Linked DNA regions of Homo sapiens: region 1 is linked to region 2. The links are chromatin loops, found by intact Hi-C in ENCODE. Cell type or tissue: endothelial cell of umbilical vein. All regions are shown on one strand. Each heading gives the region's core, and the rest is flanking DNA. Links, peaks and the distances in the headings are about the cores only. Region 1 overlaps FAM227B (family with sequence similarity 227 member B). Region 2 overlaps GALK2 (galactokinase 2).

Region 1 (9,842 bases), core at 1-8,000, 360 kb after region 2:
GTTTTTGTTCCCTAAGGAGTTAAATTCTACATTATAGCGCTGTGGTCCTTAGTGATAAGTAAGAAGAACATTTACCTTGTTTAAAACAGGGTCAGTGAAGCAAGAATTGGCTATGTATTTGTCATGTTTATTTTAATTATAGCAATTAACTTTGGCAGTGGCAGAAGCACAAATTATTATATGCTAATATAAAACTAGAGATGGAGAAGGGAGAGTAGACAGACAAAAGGGCTCTCGTGGAGTTTAGAGAGGAATTTTTTTTATTGAATATATGGGTAAGTCTTCACCCATGTCCCAAAGCCCAAGAGACAATGCTGAAGTATCAAACAGAAGGTAAGAAATAAGAAGCATGACTAGAATTAGTAAGAAAAGTGACTATTATTTAGCTCTTTTTCCTTTATATTAAGCTTTGATATAAGGATTTAAATGGATTAATGAATAAATAAATGAATAAACAAATAAGCAAATAAATCAGGCTATTCCCTCAAAAAAGAGAATGGGATTGAAATTATTATTTTCTCTATCATAAAATAATTTTGATCCTCTAAGAAAAATCATATCATGGAGTACTCTTCAGACACAGATTACGAATCTAACAGGCCTGTTAACAAAAATTAACATTGATGAACTAAGAAAAGATGAATTAAAGTTCTACCAGATAAAAGTTGCATGGACACAGAAAAAAGGTAATAAGAAATAAATAACATGAAAAATCAAAAGTATAATATATAAATATGGAAGAAATTGGAATCAACACTTTGTACTTGAAGAACCAAAAAGAATTTTTTAAAGTGTGACAGTAAAGAGAGATGAGACAAAAAGGGGGAAGATAATGTAGATTCCTTAAGAGTAGAATCTTTTGTCTTTGTTCATAGCTGTAACTCCAGTGCCCAGAAAAATATCTGGCAAATAGTGGGTAGTGAACGGAAGTAACTAAATGAGTGAATGAATAGGATAAGTAAGAGAGCTGACACTGATACAACAATAGTGGAAAAAGAAGATGTTATAAAAACATAAAAATATTTTTATAAAAATAAAACTAGAAATAGAATTGTGATGGAGTAAAGGGAATGTGGGAAATGATCAATAGAGAAATGAGAGGATAAAAACAATTGAAGATAAAAAGATACACAGAAGTACAACAGGAGATAGGAAGAGGTGAAAGAGAGGAGTAGATGATATAAAATATTAAAATTACCAAAAAAGATAGAAATGGTAGGAACTGGCAAAAAAGAGAGGACTTTAGATGATATGATAAAAGATTAAGTAGAAGACAAGAGAAACAAGTAGCTAACATGTAGGTTGCAAGTACTATTATAATGCTAGTTAACAGCAGAGCTTGGATTAATAACATGATTCAATTCTAAAAGAATAATAGCTCCATAAGGGCAGGCATCTTTGCTTGTTTTTATTCACTGATATATCCTAAGCATCTATGTGCCTGGCACATAGCAGGTGTTCAAAAATATTTCTTAAATGAATTCATGGCAGTCACTACTTTTCTACCATTGTCTATTGGACAAAGACTTTGTATAGCAAACAAAAAATTAAGCATCTAGTCATTTTATTCCTGAATATTTTCAAATATCCAATAGTTTGGCAATGTATAAACATAGTCAAACCATAAAAAATAACTACAGAATATGGGTATTTGGTTGGGAAATTCAGAAAATATGAAAAGATTTACAGAGAAACCTATAAATGACAAAATGATACAGATGGATATGTTGTTTTATCAAATGCTACCTGATAAAACTTGAAGGCTATAAATATAGCCTTTGAATACAAATATAAATATATCCTTTGCATACAAAGATGATACTACTGACATACTATTAATAAGACATGGTTTGATTTGATTTTTATCCTGTATTTAGTGAAGAGCTGGCATAAACCCACTATCTTGATTTGATTGGTATCATTCTCAATTTAAGCAAAGGGATAACATATTTACTACTTCAAATAATTAGAATTTTTTATTTAAAATCCTAGGTCCTCAAACATGTATAATAATACAGTCTCCATTATTTGCTGAATTTAGATTAATTTTAACTTAAAACTTAAAACATTAAAAAGTCCTTAAACATTGTCATTAGGCTGCAGCACATTTGCATCATTATTTAAATCAAAATAGTTACAAAAAGTTTGTTCCAAAAGTATTTCAACATACTTAGATACACCATGTGACTGAAGTAAACTTTTATGACTAAGAATGTTTTCATCTGAGCGCAATCCTTTCCCAAAACATTGAAAGTAAAAAAAAAAAAAAAAAAAAACTTGTCTAAACAAATATAAAAACAGAAGATAGATATTTAAAAGTAGATATTTCTGAAACTACATTGTTAGCAGTTTAATCATAGCAAATACTATTTACATTTAAGCATAAATAAATGTAAATTATTTATATTCCAATCCACTCAAAATACAAACATATCTAATTAAAAAGCCACCTTTTTTCTGTTTTCTATACTGACATCTTTCTTCTGGCCCTTACTTGACATTCCTCAATGCAAAACAAATATGACCTTCACACTTGCAGATGCATGGATCCAAGGGAAGACTTAGCAAGTCCAATAACCCCAGGCGAAGTCAGTAATTTTGCATAACAATGGAAACTGAACTTTTAACATGAAAACACATTTTGAATTTTTCACTCTGATTCAATAATCAAGGAATATTGATGTAACACCTCTACAGATTACCTGTCTCAGGTGTGGTGCATAAATAAATGAGATAAGTAAGCATAACTGTTGGATATTCTTTAAGGTGTAAATACATAAGACAAAAATCTTACAATAACAAAAGTATATAGAAATGTCTGTATAGGGCTAGAATTTTTTTAATGTGAAAAAGAGAATAGAATGTTGACAAGAGGGAAGACTACAACATAGAGCCTACTCAAAGGACATAAGTATTTATATACACACTTTCCTCATTGAAACATATTTCTGAAATTTCTAGTCTTAAAGTTTATTCTAAGCCTTCTAAATCTCCATAACTGATATTTTAAAATGATGTAATGGCACATAAAATAAGATGCTTTACTCACCCAATTTTGAAACTTTAAGAATTCTTCAATGCTCTTTGGAGGTTCTTGCATTTTCTAATAAAGTAATATCAACATTGTTCATTGGCATAAACTCACTAGACTGTTCATAATATTTACAAATAATTTACTTAAATAAAATGATACTCTATTTATCATTTTCAGAGCGGTAAGATATCATAAAATGCTCACTTTATACCATCCCTCCACTTTGAAAAGGGACACACATAAATGTTTAAGTTCTTAGCCTCCAAACCAAATTTTGTAATAGGCTTCCCTCTTATACACTAGCCCTAGAGAAAAACTCCACATGAATCTTGCTTTAGGTCCTCATTTCAGATTCCTAAAAGAGTTCCAAGATATTTTGGGCTATCATGGATAGCCTCTATAATAAATCCAGAGCCAAAAATATAATATGTTCTTGCTGATAAAGTATTTTAAAAAGTTAACTAGTTACATAGTTAAAATAAATTTAAATGTTTGGATATTTCAGTCTAATAGATAAAAATCACATTTTTTAGTAGTTTCTTTGTGATTTCAAAATGTATTCAACATTACACAAACTAATTTTAATCCAGACCACAACTTTCTCCTTTTCGCCTTAGAGACTTTGCCTACATTCTTCCTTCTGCCCAGAAGTCTCCCTTTCCCAAACCCTCTTTCAATCCTTTCTTGGCCTATTTAACTCTTACTTCAAATAACAAATTAAAAGTCACTTTGTCCATCAAGCCTTTCTTATCCCCCAAAGTTTTCTCCGTGGTAACATACAGCAGATTATCTCTATGAGGATAGAAACTATGGTGCAATCATGGCTGAATTTTCTTTTTTTTTTTTTTTAATTTGGTATGTTTATTTTGTAGCCGGCCAATTCCTTGGAGAGGCTATTTTTTTTTATTATACTTTAAGTTTTAGGGTACATGTGTACAACGTGCAGGTCTGTTACATATGTATACATGTGCCATGTTGGTGTGCTGCACCCATTAACTCGTCATTTAACATTAGGTATATCTCCTAATGCTATCCCTCCCACCTGTCCCCACCCCACAACAGGCCCCAGTGTGTGATGTTCCCCTTCCTGTGTCCATGTGTTCTCATTGTTCAATTCCCACCTATGAGTGAGAACATGCGGTGTTTGTTTTTTGTCCTTGCGATAGTTTGCTGAGAATGATGGTTTCTACCTTCATCCATGTCCCTACAAAGGACATGAACTCATCATTTTTTATGGCTGCATAGTATTCCATGGTGTATATGTGAATCATGGCTGAATTTTCTAAATTTCACACAGTGGCTGGTTCATAGTCAATGCATAATAAGTACTCGCAGTGTGCATAAATTAAAGCATAAATGAGTAGATGAATGTCAGAAATATATAGGTACTTGAAAAATAATAAAAATACTTCTAGAGAATGAAAATCCAGTGAGAAGGCAAAAATAAGAGGAATTCAGAAGTCTAATATCCTAATATCCATGATGATATCACTGAAAAGATTGTACTACATTTTTATTTATTAAAACACATATTTCATATCAATATATAAAGTGGTCAAGATTACAGAATCACAAGTTCATGTTTTAGAAAAAAATGCTAAAAAATAATTACATATTTGAATTGGGGGATATTTCATTCATCTAAATATATGATGAATATAAGAAAATATATAACTGATAATACAAGAAGAAGATAAAGAGTGTATGTGACAACCATTATAGAAAATGAGTATTTAGTGAGAGTCAAAAAATTAAACAATTGAACTCATGGAGATAGAGATAGAATGATGGTTGCCAGAGGCCGAGAAGGGTAGTGGGAAGTGAGGGGAAAGTGGGTATAGTCAATGGGTACAAAAATATAGGTTAGGGTCAAGCACAGTGGCTCATGCCTATAATACCAGCACACTTTGGGAGGCCAAGACAGGAGGACTGCTTGAGCCCAGGAGTTTGAGACCAGGTTGGGCAACACAGCAAGAGCCAATCTCCATAAAAAATTTTAAAAAAAGGTAAAACAAAACAAAACAAAACAGAGTGGCCAGGCATGGTGGCTCACGCCTGTAATCCCAGCACTTTGGGAGGCCAAGGCAGGTGGATTGCTTGAGGTCAACAGTACAAGAGACCAGCCTGGCCAACACGGTAAAACCCCAGTCTCTTATAAAAATACAAAAAAATTAGCCAGGTGTCCCAGCTACTCGAGAGGCTGAGGTGAGAGAATCGCTTGAACCCCAGAGGCGGAGGTTGCGGTGAGCCAAGATTGTGCCACTACACTCCAGCCTGGGTGACAGAGCGAGACTCTCTCTAAAAAACAAACGGACAAATAAAAACAGCTAGAGAGAATGAATAAGATCTAATATTCGATAGCACAACTGGCTAACTATAGTCAACAATAATTTACTGCACATTTTAAAATAAATAAAAGAGTATAATTGGAATGTCTACAACATAAATAAGTGATAAATGCTTGAAATGATGGATACCCCACTTACTCTGATATAATTATTATATATTGTATGTATCAAAAATTATCTCATGTATGCCATAAATATATATATACTTATGATGTACCCTTAAAAATTAAAAATAAAAATTTGAAAAAGGAAAGCAAATGTTTAGACAGAAGCAAAGATGCATAGAGATGTGAAGAACATGTTATGGGAAACAGGGAACTCTAGAGCTAGTCAAATTGAAAAGAATGAGAGATATGAGAGATGGTGCATGCAAAAGGCTTACAGACAGAAAAATACTCACGATATAATATCTCTAGCTTCATGGGTATAGCAATTTGGCTAGAAGGAACTCACAATACATTTACAAATATACAGAATCAAACTTAATGAAAACAATTTAAGCATTGACTTTTTTTTCTTGTAATGGCTGTCAAACCACTCCAAGTACAAAGCACCAAAAATAATATGCACATTTAAATTAAAGGGAATTAGAAAAGTGAAGAAAGTGAAACTTGCATAGTGAAGTTCTAACTAATTTCAAAAATTCCATGTTTCTTTTGGGGTAAAATTAAAATAAGGTAAGGTATAAATTAAACAGATTTCTACTTTTGGTAGGATGTAGAAGGATATAAAACACCTACACTTCCATGATAATAATAAGACAAACTTGGACAAAAAAAAAATCATATTTTTCTATGGGGTTAGTGAAAAGTGGTGAATGCCAGGAGGCAGGACCAGTTAAATAACTTGTAAACATTCAGAGTTCCTTGTTCAAAATTATTGAGTTTGAAGATAATAACATCAGAGCATTAAACCAAATGCATGTACTTCTCAGCATAAGGCCCTGTGCAACTGCAGAAGTTGTAAACCCATGAAGCTAAAAACAAGCCTAACTGTCCCATAGAACTAATGTTTATGGTTTCTTTAAATAAATATAGAAATTAATCCTTCTAGTCTTAAAACTTGAGAAAGTTACATTGGTCTTATCTGAGTTCCTTTCCCAGAAAACTAACCATCAGGCCTCCCAGATAGTGTCAAGGAACTAAAACATACCAAATCACTATATCTTGACAATTAGCCTCTAGACTCCTCACCATCACCCATCATGATTGCCTAACTGACTACCTGTTTCCTGTTAACCAACTCCTCCTTCTTACCACCACTCCCTAATTTCTGTTTTCCCACACATGGTTACATTTCTTCCTTGCTATATAAAACCCTAATTTTAGTCAGTCAGGGAGATGGATTTGAGACTGATCTCCCATCTCCTCGGCTGCAGCACCCTATTAAAGCTTTCTTCCTTGGCAATACTCATCTCAGTGATTGGCCATCTGTGCAGCGAGCATTAAGACCTAGACCAAACCCTTGGTGTTTCAGTGACAAAGCCAGCTCTACCTGGGAGCCCTGATTACCTGAAATTCCAAGAGAAATATAACCTTTGTAAGTGAACATAAAGCTGTGGAAGCTTCCTTACCCCGGGGCCAGCTCTGCTGCTCCTCCTTTGACATGTTCGTTGGCCTGCCATGGTACAGTAACTTTGCAGAAATGAAGAGAAATCAGCTGGGTCTTAGGCTTCAATGTGAGTTGGGCGACCAAACTGGGGTATGAAAGACACCCAAATGCAAAAATAAATGACTCAGCCAAACAATCCCTTTCCCCTCACCCACAAACCTCACTTCTGACTTTTACCAAGTCAGATAGTTTGGCTCTGTATCTCCACTCAAATCTCATGTTGAACTGTTGGAATCCCCAGTGTTGGAGGTGGGGCCTGGTGGGAGGTGATTGGATCATGGGGGTGGTTTCTAATGATTTTGCAACATCCCCCTAGTGCTGTTTTGTGATAGACTTCTCATGAGATCTGGTTGTTTAAAAGTGTGTAGCACCTCCCCCTTCACCCTTTTCCTCCTGCTCCAGCCATGTAGGACGCATCTGCTTCCCCTTCACCTTCTGCCATGATTGTAAGTTTCCTGAGGCCTCCCCAGCCATGCTTCCTGTACAGCCTGTGGAACTGTGAGTCAATTAAACTTCTTTTCTTTAAAATTACCCAGTCTCTGGTAGTTCTTTATAGCAATGTGAGAACGGACTAACGCAGCAGGGGAGGAAGGGCTGGAAAATATATTCTGCTCATGAAGCTGGAGGTTCTACTACGTCACATGACAAACGACATGCATATAACAAGAAATGGACAAGGGAAGGCTAATAATATAAGCTATTATAATGTTTATAAGAAAGATTGGCCTGAATTTTTCTATCTTATAATGTGAAGATTTGGAATTAAGGCTATTATGGTCTCAAAAAAAATGAGTTGGGAAATGCCTCTATTTTTTTCTATTATCTGAAAGAATTTAAAATCTGAAAGATCAGTACTATTTCTTCCTTTCTTCCTTAAATGTTTGGTGGACACTGCTAGTTATGTTCCCTGAACCTGAACCTGAAATTATGGGGGAGTTTTAAATTAAGGATACTGTTATGGACCTAATCATGCCCCCACCCCAAATTCATATGTTCAAGCCCTAACACTTATAACAAGATGTGACTTTATTTGCAGATGGAGCCTTTGAGGAGACAATTAAGGTTAAAAGAGACTAAAAGAGTGGGGCTCTAATATGATTGGTGTCATTATGAGAACAGACACCAGAGAGCTTGCTTGCTTATACTCTCTCTCCATATACACACAGATATTTTATCTGTGAAAATATCTAGAACTATGAAATAATAAACTTTGTGTTGTTTTAAGCCACTTTGCTTGTTGGCTGTTTGTTACAGCAGCAATAAGAAACTAATATGAGGAGAAAGAGTGATTTTTTTTTTTAGCATTTTGCAGATGTGAAAAATGCCACACACTTAACTGATGCTCTGTCTATATAAGAGAAGAGGCTTTGTAAGGACATGGTGAGAAGGCAGTGGTCTACAAGCCAGGAAGAGAGGCCTCACTAGAAACTCACACTGATGGCACCTTGGTCTTGGACTTCTGGCCTTTAAAACTGTGAGAAAATAAACTACTGTTGTTTAAGTCATCTACTCTGTGGTATTCTATTACAGCATCCTAGGTAGACTAATACAGATATAAGCTATCAAAATTAATATAGGATCATTCAGCTATTCTATTACTTCTTAATTTTGGTAAATTATCTTTCAAGAAAAATTGAAATGTCAAGTATTTTGATATAAATATTTATTCTTAATATCCTCCTATTATCTTTGCAATCTGTAGTGTCTGTGGTGATGTTTCATTTTTCATTTCTGAAATTTGTACTTTTCTTTATCTTGGTCAGTCTATCTAAAGGCTTATCAATTTTATTAATCTTTGCAAAGAACCAGTTTTGGCCTTGTTGCTTTTCTTTAGTGCACATTTGTTTTTAATTTCATTGATTTATTCTTATCTTTATTAGTCCCTTTTCTTCTTTAAATGTTTGAGAAACTTCCAATGATAAACCTTGCTCTACTATGAAGCTGAATGCTTGACAATTCCTGTTGAGACACCATGAGGCTTTCTATCACCATTTTAATCCTTGTATTTCAAAATGGATAGAAAGCTAAAGATTATTATTTATGGACTAATTGTGAAATAAAAAATATTTTTAAAAAATGGAAATCCAAACAAGTGACTAAAAATAAAATCTAGGCATATACAGACAATGTGGGGAACAGAAGGAAACTTCAAAAAAGTCTTTAAGACTCATAGAGAGCTATAATAAGATAATGCATCCCTGAAACCAAAACTGCATGTTATAAATGAATACAGAATAAGAAAAAATGCAAAGTACAAATATGATATAAATTATTCAACAACAGTCTAGTGAAAAATAGCTGAAGAAATCTTCTAGAAACTAGAACAAAAATGTTAAAGTAAACAAGAATCAGAGGATAAAAAAACAATAATTTAGAGGATTATGCCAGAAAATGACTTTCAATCTGTAAATTTAAATATAAACAGAGCATCAATTAAATGTGTGGCATTTTTCAGATTTGCAAGATACTAAAAAAAAATTCATCTCATATTAGTTTCTTATTGCTGCTGTAACAAACAGCTAACAAAGTGGCTTAAAAAATCACAAAGTTTATTATTTCACAGGTCTAGAGGTCGGGAATCTGAAATGGGTCTGCAGGGCTATGCTCCTTTCATGTTTTGTGTGTGTGTGTGTGTGTGTGTGTGTGTGACAGAGTTTCACTCTTGTCGCCCAGCATAGTAAATTTACTTGTGTAACAAAAAAAACACAAAATATCAATGGCTTAATACACATAATTTTTTCTCCCAGAAGATCTTTTTGTGAGAAAAGGGGCTTCTAGCAGTCACCTGCTATCCTTTGCTCAGAGCTCCTCCCTCTATCTTCAAAGCCAGCAGTGTAGAGTCTTCTCCC
Region 2 (9,920 bases), core at 1,035-9,034:
GTTTTAATAGTTTGTTACATGGTATAAGAAAAATCAGAAACCAATTTGCACTGTCACTAATTATTATGCTTAGAAGTCCACATAAGGACATTGTTTCAGTTTGCTTAGAATAACAAAACCTCATCCATATAATGGTTAAGGAAAATAGTAGTTTAAACCATTCCAGCCAGATGTTGAGTGCTAATGAACTGCAGCAGTATGGCCTCTGAAAAGATGGTAAATCCAGAATACAAGCTTTGAAAAGAATCTCTTAATTAGGTGTTGAACATGGACTGAAGCCATGTGCTCACTGGTACAAAAACCAGGAAGCTATAGTGTTAGCTCTGGGTGGCCTGTGTTTAAATGTGTTCTAAGTTTTAGGTTAATAATGTAAATACAAAACCATTCACGTAGTTTTGTCAATTAAAAGAGATCCTCTGGTTGTATCCTTTTTTAGGAGTAGGATTGGAGACTGAATCATTTCTTTAATGATTTTGAGTAGTTTGGATTCACTTGGGTGATGTGACACTAAGCTATTTGTCTTTGCAGACGTTGTTTGGGTCACTTCTGGGTTTTTTTTCCGTTTTCTTTCCTAGGCTAAATACTTGTTTACCTTTAGCGTAAACGAAGGCAAACAAGCATAATTAGGGAACAGCAGATTTGAGGAGTGTGTGTCACTGTTTGCAAGTGGTTTCAAATGAAACCACTGTTGCTACAAATTAATATGTATGCCTAGTTGTGTTTTGAACTTTTGTTGTGATCCTTAAATCGTTATTACTCAGTGACTGTGTTTCAAGGCCTCCAGATTTTGACTTGCACCCTACAATAAGTTAAGTGTTACACAGTATTCAAATAATTAACTGGAATAATGCAAGTGATATTAAGTACTACACATATGTGCATAGCCTTTACCTACTACATCAGTTGTGTGCATTGAACATAACTTAAAGATGAAAATACAAGGATAGATAACCCCCCTACCAAATTCAGAAGTGTTTCTCATTTATTTTCATGCATTTCTGTTTCACAGAGGTTATGGTAGCCATCTTGGTCAAGAGTTACCTATGCTGACTCCCAGACTAATATTTGATAGAGTAAGGAAGACAATGAAAGACTGACTTAACTTTGTCCCCTCTGTGGCCAATTTGCTCTGTAACTTGTGATAACTTCCCTATGCCTCAGTTTCTGTTTCTAAAATAAGGGTGAGAATAGTTCTTCCTTTAACTTCACAAGGATGACTCAGTTAAACTGGCTTAATACCTACAGTTCTCTGACCTTCCTGATAGGAGATTTTGATGAAGTTCAGGGAAAGAGTTTAGCAAGAAAATAGGTAAGGTAGGAAAATAAATTAGTAGTCAGGGAAGTTTTTGTAATTGTATGAAGTTTTGTTGACTGTATTGGTGGTATAAAAAGTAAAGTAGAGGTTCCTTTTCAAAGAGACTCTCCTCCCTGTCTAATTAGGAATAAATAGTACTTCTCTTAGAAGCAAAATTTATTCAAAGAGCTGTGCTAACATTCTTAAATATCTGCTAGCTCTAATAAAGAAATCAATGTACTTTATGTTCTTAGCTCCCACAATTTAGCCTAAATATTTGCCCTGGCATGCTTATACTGGTCCAAGCGGGCATTAGGTTATAGCCTGTTCCTCTTCCTTATTTGGAGGTGTTTTTACCTTTCTCAGCATTCCACAAGTTACTTCCTCCTTCCTTTGTTCTCGTCTGCCCGTGCCTCTTTTAAAAAGTTCTAAGTTGCTAGCCAATTGGGACAAATACAGAATGTGAGGTCCCGTACTAGCCAATGGAAACCGGACATAGCAGTAGGGTGGACGCGTCAGGTTATAAATGACTCTGTCTCCTTTGTTTGGTGTACTCTTGTGGTAAAACTGCTGGCGAGTGTACCCTTTCTGCAGAAAGTAAAAATGGCCTTGCTGAGGAAATTAAATTTATGTTCAAGTGCTATTTCTTTATGGCACCGGGGAACAAGCATTTCTAACAGTGGTCATGGGAAGAGTAAGGAGCCAAATCATATTGTGTGGAGAAGAAAGTGATTCAAAGAGAAAAGGTTAATAAATGAGACTGGTTAAAGCATGCACTGCAGTATTGGAGACACAAAGATTTGGAGGTTATTACTGCAAAATATGACTTTAAAGTTTTATGTTAGAATTTTCATGAGAGTAAAAGATGTCTTTTTAAAAAAATTACTGTTAAGCACCTAGATGTTTTATGCACATCAACTCTAACTTTGTGGTAGTCTTGTAAATAAGTTTTACTACTATTTCAATTTTGCAGAGGAAAATATGAGGCTCAGAGAATTTATATAATGTCACCAAAGACAAATCACATGTAACTGGAGTTGTCTGGATTCCAGCTCACATATTTTTGATCCAAAATGGATACTTTTCTATTCAGCCATGCTGCTACCTATGGTATAATGTAATTATACCATATTGTCTGATATAATCAGTATCATAGACATCGGAAAACCCTGGAGATGAGGTCCAGCCCTAACATTCTGTGATCCTTCTGATGTCCTAAAAGACAGGGAAGTAAATTATACATTTTCATGTATATAATTAATGTGAATTGGATTTTTTAAATAAGTTGACAGATTTTATACTCTTTGTCAAAGTTATAATGATATTTTTTTGAAATCCTACTATATCCAAAGCAAACGGTTGGATTCTCAGGATATAGGAAAACTTAGATACAGTCTTTGGGCCTTAGAAGTTTATAATTTCAGTAGGGAGATTAGATTAACATAAAAATGGAAATGTCATGCAAAAGTAGCATATACAAATTCTTCCAAAGAATACGAAAACAAAGAACACTTCCCAACTTGTATTATGAGGCCAGTAAAACCTTTCTGCCAAACCAAATGTGATAGCTTGATACCAAACCTGACAAGGACATCACAAGAAAAGAGAATTACAGGTCAATCTCTCTCATGACATTGGATACAAAAAATTCTGAACAAAATGTTCACAAATTTAATCTGGTAATATTATAGGCTAATACATTGTGGCCAAGATGAGTTTATTCTAAGAATTTAAGGTTGGTTTATCATTTAAAAATCAGTGTTATTTACCATATTAACAGTAAAACATGTCATCTTGATATATAAAGGAAAGAGTTTGATAAGATTTATCATGCATTCATGATAAAAACTCTTAGCAAATTAGTAGAATTCAGTATAATGACTGCCTTTGGGAATTAGGGAAGAGAAATGATTAGGTAGAGACATGAAGAGACCTTCTAGAGTGCTGGCAGAGGTTCATTACTTTTTCTTTTATTGTGGCAAGACCACTTAACATGAGATCTACCCTCTTAACAAAATTTTAAATGTATAATACATTATCATTGACTATAGGTGCAATGTTGTAGAGCAGATCTCTAGAGCTTGTCCAGCTTGTTTGACTGAAGCTTTATGCCAGTTGATTAGTAACTCCCCATCCACCTCACCCTGCACCAGCAACCATCATTCCACTCTGATTCTAAGTGCTTCATTTCTTAACCTTGATGGTGGTTACGAGGATGTTTCCTTTGTGACAAATTATTAAGCTTTATTTTTATGCTTTATATACTTTTCTCTATGTTCTGTACTTCCTAAACATAAAAAATAGCAAGACTTTCTTCAACCCTAGGATCAACCACTGTTAAAAGATTTTTAATGAATCCTTCCAGAAATACTCTATCCAATGTAATATATACATATGTTTGCCCTTTTTGTAAAACACCCAGGAAAATTTTATATATAAATATATGTATATATTGGCCCGGTGCGGTGCCTCATGCCTGTAATCCCAGCACTTTGGGAGGCAAAGGCGGGTGGATCACTTGAGGTCAGGAGTTTGAGACCACCCTGGCCAACATGGTGAAACTCTGTCTCTCCTAAAAATACAAAAAATTAGCTGGGTATGATGGTGAGCACCTGTAATCCCAGCTATCAGGAGGCTGAGGCAGGAGGATTGCTTGAACCCGGGAGGCAGAGGTTGCAGTGAGGCGAGATCGCACCATTGCACTCCAGTCTGGGTGACAGAGTAAGACTTCGTCTCAAAAAAAAAATTATACACACACACACATACACACACATCTTTCCCCTTGCTTTGCTTTTTCACTTAAAACCATAAATTGGGAATCATTCCATGTCAGCACATCTACATATACTGAATTCTCTTTAATGGCTGCCTTGTTTTCTAATATACGGTCATACTATAATGCCCAATTATAGATTTTGGTGTGATGGTAATGTTCTAAAATTGGCCTGACTATTGGACATTTCAGTTGTTTCCAGGGTTTTGTATAATATCAGTTTTAATACTTAATAATATTTCTTTATAAGGATATGCTATACTTTATTTAACTAGACCTCTATGATGGAAATGTAGGTTGTTTTCAAGTTTCCACTATTATAAAGAAGGCTCTGATGAATATTCTTGTAGACAATTATTTTCATACTTATTCACTTTTTTATTTAACATAAATCCCAGAACATAAAGTTACTGGGTTAAAAGATATGATAACTTTACTTTTGAAATACACTGCCCAATCCGGAAAGATTTTACCAGCAATGCAGCAACATTGCATGAGAGGATCTATTTTCCTACTACTGAAGTTCTATCAATCTTTTAAATCTTTCCTAATCTGAAAGATGTTGTCATGGCCATTTCTTTAATTATTAGATAGTTTAATTAGATAGTTTAAATGTTTAATCTTTTCCATGTCTTTTATTGATCACTTGCATTTTTTGATTTGGCTGTATATCAACTCAGCTCATTTTCTCCTGGAGTATTTATCAATCATCTTATTACTTTATAAGAACTCTTCATATGCTAACCATTCATCTATTATATGTTGCAAATATTTATCCCTGCTCAAACTAATTTTCTGTTTGACTTCTTTTAAACTAACAATTGTGAAGCAAAAGTCACTTTAGTCATATTTAATCACATATAGCATAGGATCATTATATGTGCATTCAATTTTATCTTCCTTGAGTTGAAAATACTCTATAATCTCTCATTTCATTTTGAAGTACTTGGACACAGGGAGCCTCATAGACTCAGGGATTTTACTTAGCATCTCTCAGGAGATCTCCACTAAATGGATCCCAGGGTTCTCTTGTCTACTACAGGTGTGACCTTTTATCTTTAGACGCTTACTCAGAGGAACCAAAACTGTGACTGATTTGCATTGTAAGCAGGAATATTTTTTCTTTCTTTCTTTTTTTTTGTGGTGAAAGCAAGTTTATTAAGCAACTAAAGGAATAAAAGAATCACTACTTCATAGGCAGAGCAGCCAGCAGGAATATTTTTTCCAATAGCATTTGTGCAGTAAGACATACACTTTTGAATCATGAATAATGTAACTTACCATCTGTTTAGCACTTGGAAAGTTTCAAAGAACTGTACCATGATCCATATGATAGGCCATTTAACTCTGTTAAGTAAGGTACAACTGCCAACTTCTTAGACCAGAGCCCTGCCTCTCAGAGACTTCCTGGAGCCTAGCTATAGGAGTGTTTACTTAGGACTCTAGACTTTATGTTATATCAAAGAGATATGGAAGATTTCACTTTTATAGTATATTAACATTGTCCCCATTTCATCTTTGGACCTTAAAACACCAAGCATCATCATCATCATCATCATCAACAACAACTACACAAAACTGTTGAGGGGCACAGTCATTGGGTGGATAGGCTTAGGTTCATTCAGCCCTTCTGGATCTTGGGTCAGCCACTGGTATTGACAATAGGGATGAATTTTCAATCTTGAAGGACATATAAATTTGTTAAGAATAAAAGAAGTGCAGTTAGTCTGGCAAATTGTAAATAACCTTAAAACTTTTCTCCCTAAAGAGAGATGATTGTATCACTTTCTTATGAGCATCTTTACAGTGCCTGACATAAAGGAGGCAAGTAATTGGATTGGGTTGAATTAGTGAACTACCTTCATCTGTAAAGCAGCCATTTTCCCCTAGTGTTAGTACTATATTTGGATGAATTAACAACTGGTTGTTAATTTTGACTGTATTTATATAAATTAAAGTGAAGCAAGACCCTGTGGAATTTATTTGTGACCATCAAAGACCATAAATCTCTTACATTTTAAGTAAGTTACAGAGAAAGTAAAATTGGTGATGAGTCCTGTGGTTACAAAGGCATTCAGAGATTATCTGATTATTTCTTCTTCTGATAAAATTATGTTATTGCTTTGTAAAATATAAGCAAAAATCTAAGCAATCAGGACTCTTTATGCTGTCAAGACCTTTTCATTGTAATGAAAGTGCTCCTTTTTATTTTTATAATTTAATTTGTATTTATATTTATTTTCATGACAAAATATTTTAATTCTCATCAGGTTTTATAAATAGTTCTTCAAATGTCACTATGGTTTAAATTTGGTGATAAAGCAGAGAATTTGGATAAAAGAAAATTTGGTGATAAAGGAAGAAATTTATTGGAAAAATTTAAAAGATGTAGATTTTTTAGGGATAGTTCACAGAAACCTATGTGTTAATGCAGGGTGCTTTTATATTTAGAAGTTTTCATTGATTTTCTTCAATTATTTGGGATAATATTGTTACCTATTGACAGCGATGTTACATCTCTCACACACACATGATTAGATGTATTGTTAATGTACCACTTAAAATTTTTTTCCAACTTTTAATTATGAGAAAATTTCAAAAGGATAGAAGAGGCAAGAATAGGCAATGAACATGTATGTCTTTCACATAGATCCTTGGAAACATTTTGCCACATTTGCTTTATCTTTCTCTCTACTTTTTTTTCTGAGCCATTTGGGAATTAATTGCGGACATCACCTCTGAGTACATCAATATTCATCCCCTCAAAGCAAGGCATTCTTTAATATGCCACACTATATCATTGGAACATTTAACATTGATATAATATTATTATCTAATATGCAGTTCATATTCAAATTTCCCAATTGTCTCAATAGTAATGTCCTTTAGAACTTCTTTTTCTTGTTCTTTTTCTTTCTTTCTTTTAATTTTTTCTGATTGAGAATTTACTTATTCAAGATAATTGAATACATTCTGGATCTGAAAAATTAAAAAGAAAGGAATTAAATACTACTCATAATAATACTCAGTTTTACCAATAATTGGATTTAATTAATATCATCATTGCATTTAGTTTTTTTTTCATTTTTTTAGTTTACTTTATTTTAGAACAGTTCCCCAGCATTTTTTTGTCTTTTATGACACTGACAATTTTGAAGCGTCCAGGCCAAATTTTTTTGTTCAAATTTCCTGAATTTGGATTTGTCAGACGGTTGCCTTATTATTAGATTGAGACTAAGGTTTTTTGCCCCAAGAATACTGTATAGGTGATGGATGTCCTTCTTGGTGAATTGCATCACATGGTTTCTGTTTCTCCAATTGTACTTAACATTATTTAATACACAGAGATAGGTAGAGATCTGCTGTCTATCAAAATAATGCCATAGTTTAGGTATGTCATATGAATTCCCCTTTATAAAGGTGGAGTTTTTGTTAATAAAAGTTCTTTAAAAGTGTATTAAAAGTGATGATAGAGACTATAACATAGTCTTCTATTACATGTTTTAATTAATAATGCATGTTTGTCAAATGAGTGAAAAATAGCAATGACTTAAAAATCACAAATTCTCAATTTTGTCAAGGAATTTCAATTCATTATTGCACTGCTATTTAAGTCTGTTCATGTTCTTCATTGTTTTGTTTAGGAAACAAAATGTACTAAGCTTGGAATAAACTGTTTGAGATGTCTAACATAAAAATAACCAAAGCAGATGTAATTTTATACTGCCACTGTGTATATAGGGTTACATTATTTCACTTGCAGTCACTTAGGGTTTGTATATATCACATTTCAGTATAATGACATGGGCAGGCTCCAAAGAAAATACCAAGCAACGCGAATTTGGTTTGACTAACAAATATTTACATGTCTTTGTGTCTGTAATTATTGTAATCTTTTAAGGGGTTTATGCTACACAGGCTTAATTCTCTAGAGCTCTGTGTTAGATTAAAAGAGGCTGATCAGTAGTATATATAACTGTAAAAATGATACTGTAGCCCGTCTAGATAAATTGGTATAAGCCAGAGCTTCTGCAGGGAACAGGTGGACTTAAGAGAGCCCTGACATGGGCAGATAGCTGCCTTTCATGTGCATGCTTTCTTATGTGTTTTAGCCTTTTCTTTCTTTCCAGATGGGTGGTGTTGATGGAACCATCATTTGATTGTTATTTGATCTTTTCAGGTTTCTCTAGTCATGTAGTTAGCACATTGGAAGCAAGAAAAGATAAACAGTACAGTCCTTTCCTCATCTATAGGAGGCAGACAGATAGTTGTATTGCTGGTACTGAACCATTCACGTATATTTGCTTACTCAGTACCATCCGTGTCAATTTGCAAGCTTTAGCCAGATGTAATTGGTTAAATAGATTCTCCCCTGTTGCCCCCTTGATTAAAGCTCCTTGGCCTGTAAGATGTCAATATCCTATTAACTTTTAACTTCACTATAGCGCTTCTTAGTTTGTATTGTAAAGATGTTTCCCTCTAGACCATCATGGGGTTTTCAAGCATAGAGACTATTTATTTTTTAAATGTTTGGATCCCCATAGACTCAAATCACAACTGATTTAGATCAGGCAGTATGGTGCCTAACTGAATTAATTAAAAAAATGTAATCTCATTTGCAACATAATTTCCTGGTGATGACATAAATAATTATTTGAGTTTTAACTTGAGATTCTATCAATTTTACAATTTGGTTTAATCCAGAGGATTTATTCATTTATCCACATTGACTGAGGAGTTATTATGTTCCAGGCAGGGTTGATCCACTGGTCTCTCTCCTGCCTCTCTTATGGCTGATGTCTATTCTGAGTTGTTGGTGTCTCTGCCACACTGGCTGGTGACTGTCATTATTAGTTTTAGGCATTTGTGCTAGTTGCTGGGTTCCGCCTAGTTGCTAATAGGCTTTGTCTGTTATATACAGACATAAATCCCATAAATTTAAGCATGTGAATTAGTAAAGTTGTCATAGTAACAGTTCTAGTAAAGACTGTTCCTCTTGGATGTCACACTTGAACCCGCTGAATTTTGTCACCTGCCTCTTACATTCTCAGATGAAGGAGTTATTACACAGGGAGGTGGTAAAGGAGCAACAGAGGCAAAGAAATGGGATGCACTCATATAATATAATTGGCTACCCAAAATGGAGATGTTTCTAAAGGCATAAATATCTCTGGATGCATGTGGAAACCTCTCTTTTATCCCTGATTGTATTCTCCTTTAGTGTAAAGAATAGGCATTACATAGCTATTATAACTAGTAAAGTTAGAGTTTTTGTTTATCAGAAATTTAAGATCAATTAAATATTTTCTAATTAAAGTGTTGTAGTTAAAAATTATAAATATTGACTGAACACAATGGCAGTGAGAATACAGTTTTCAAGTGTGAGTTTTAGCACTGAGGGCTAGTTCATGAGCTGGGTGTTCCCAAAGCCATGGGTAGAAGTAGGAAATACAGCACAACATCTTAAATGGGTGAAACTATATTTCTTAATAACCCTAGGTTTTTCCTGATCTCATTAGAAATGATTATATGTTCCTTAAAATTTTTTTAACTGTAAAAGCAATATATTCTATTTTATAAGATTATGGATTATTTTATTTAATTTTAATTATAATTGTAATAAAATAACATTTTATTTAATTTTAATTATAATTATAATAAAATAACATTTTATTTAATTAGAAATTAAAGAAAATTATCCATAATCTTATACAACCAAATATTGGACTCACAGTCACCTTAAGTATTGTGAGGAAAATAAAATCTTTGTATCTTTAAATATTACAACTCAAAGAGACTACATTTAGCTCATATGTTGATTCAATTAACAATTTTTAATAACATATCTATTTT

What was found. A loop is a pair of places that touch in the nucleus more often than their neighbours do. Peaks named below come from ENCODE experiments on the same cell type or tissue, not always from the same donor. Only the 100,000 strongest peaks of a DNase experiment are listed, where the experiment ranks them.
Region 1: it touches region 2 in a loop (6-fold over the local background); 2 of 110 quality-filtered maps call a loop at or near these places.

What each region holds. Positions count from the first base shown.
Region 1 is chr15:49,608,166-49,618,007 of GRCh38, forward strand. FAM227B (family with sequence similarity 227 member B) reads right to left here. Exons shown (of 16, transcript NM_152647.3): 2 at 6,956-7,078; 3 at 3,050-3,103. The coding sequence starts at 7,006. Among named protein-coding and RNA genes, the nearest start is that of FAM227B, 7.7 kb to the right of the region's middle. In endothelial cell of umbilical vein, for the core only: no CTCF peak of the experiment used is centred there; no DNase peak of the experiment used is centred there.
Region 2 is chr15:49,248,236-49,258,155 of GRCh38, forward strand. All of the region lies in intron 5 of GALK2 (galactokinase 2), which reads left to right. Among named protein-coding and RNA genes, the nearest start is that of GALK2, 83 kb to the left of the region's middle. In endothelial cell of umbilical vein, for the core only: no CTCF peak of the experiment used is centred there; no DNase peak of the experiment used is centred there.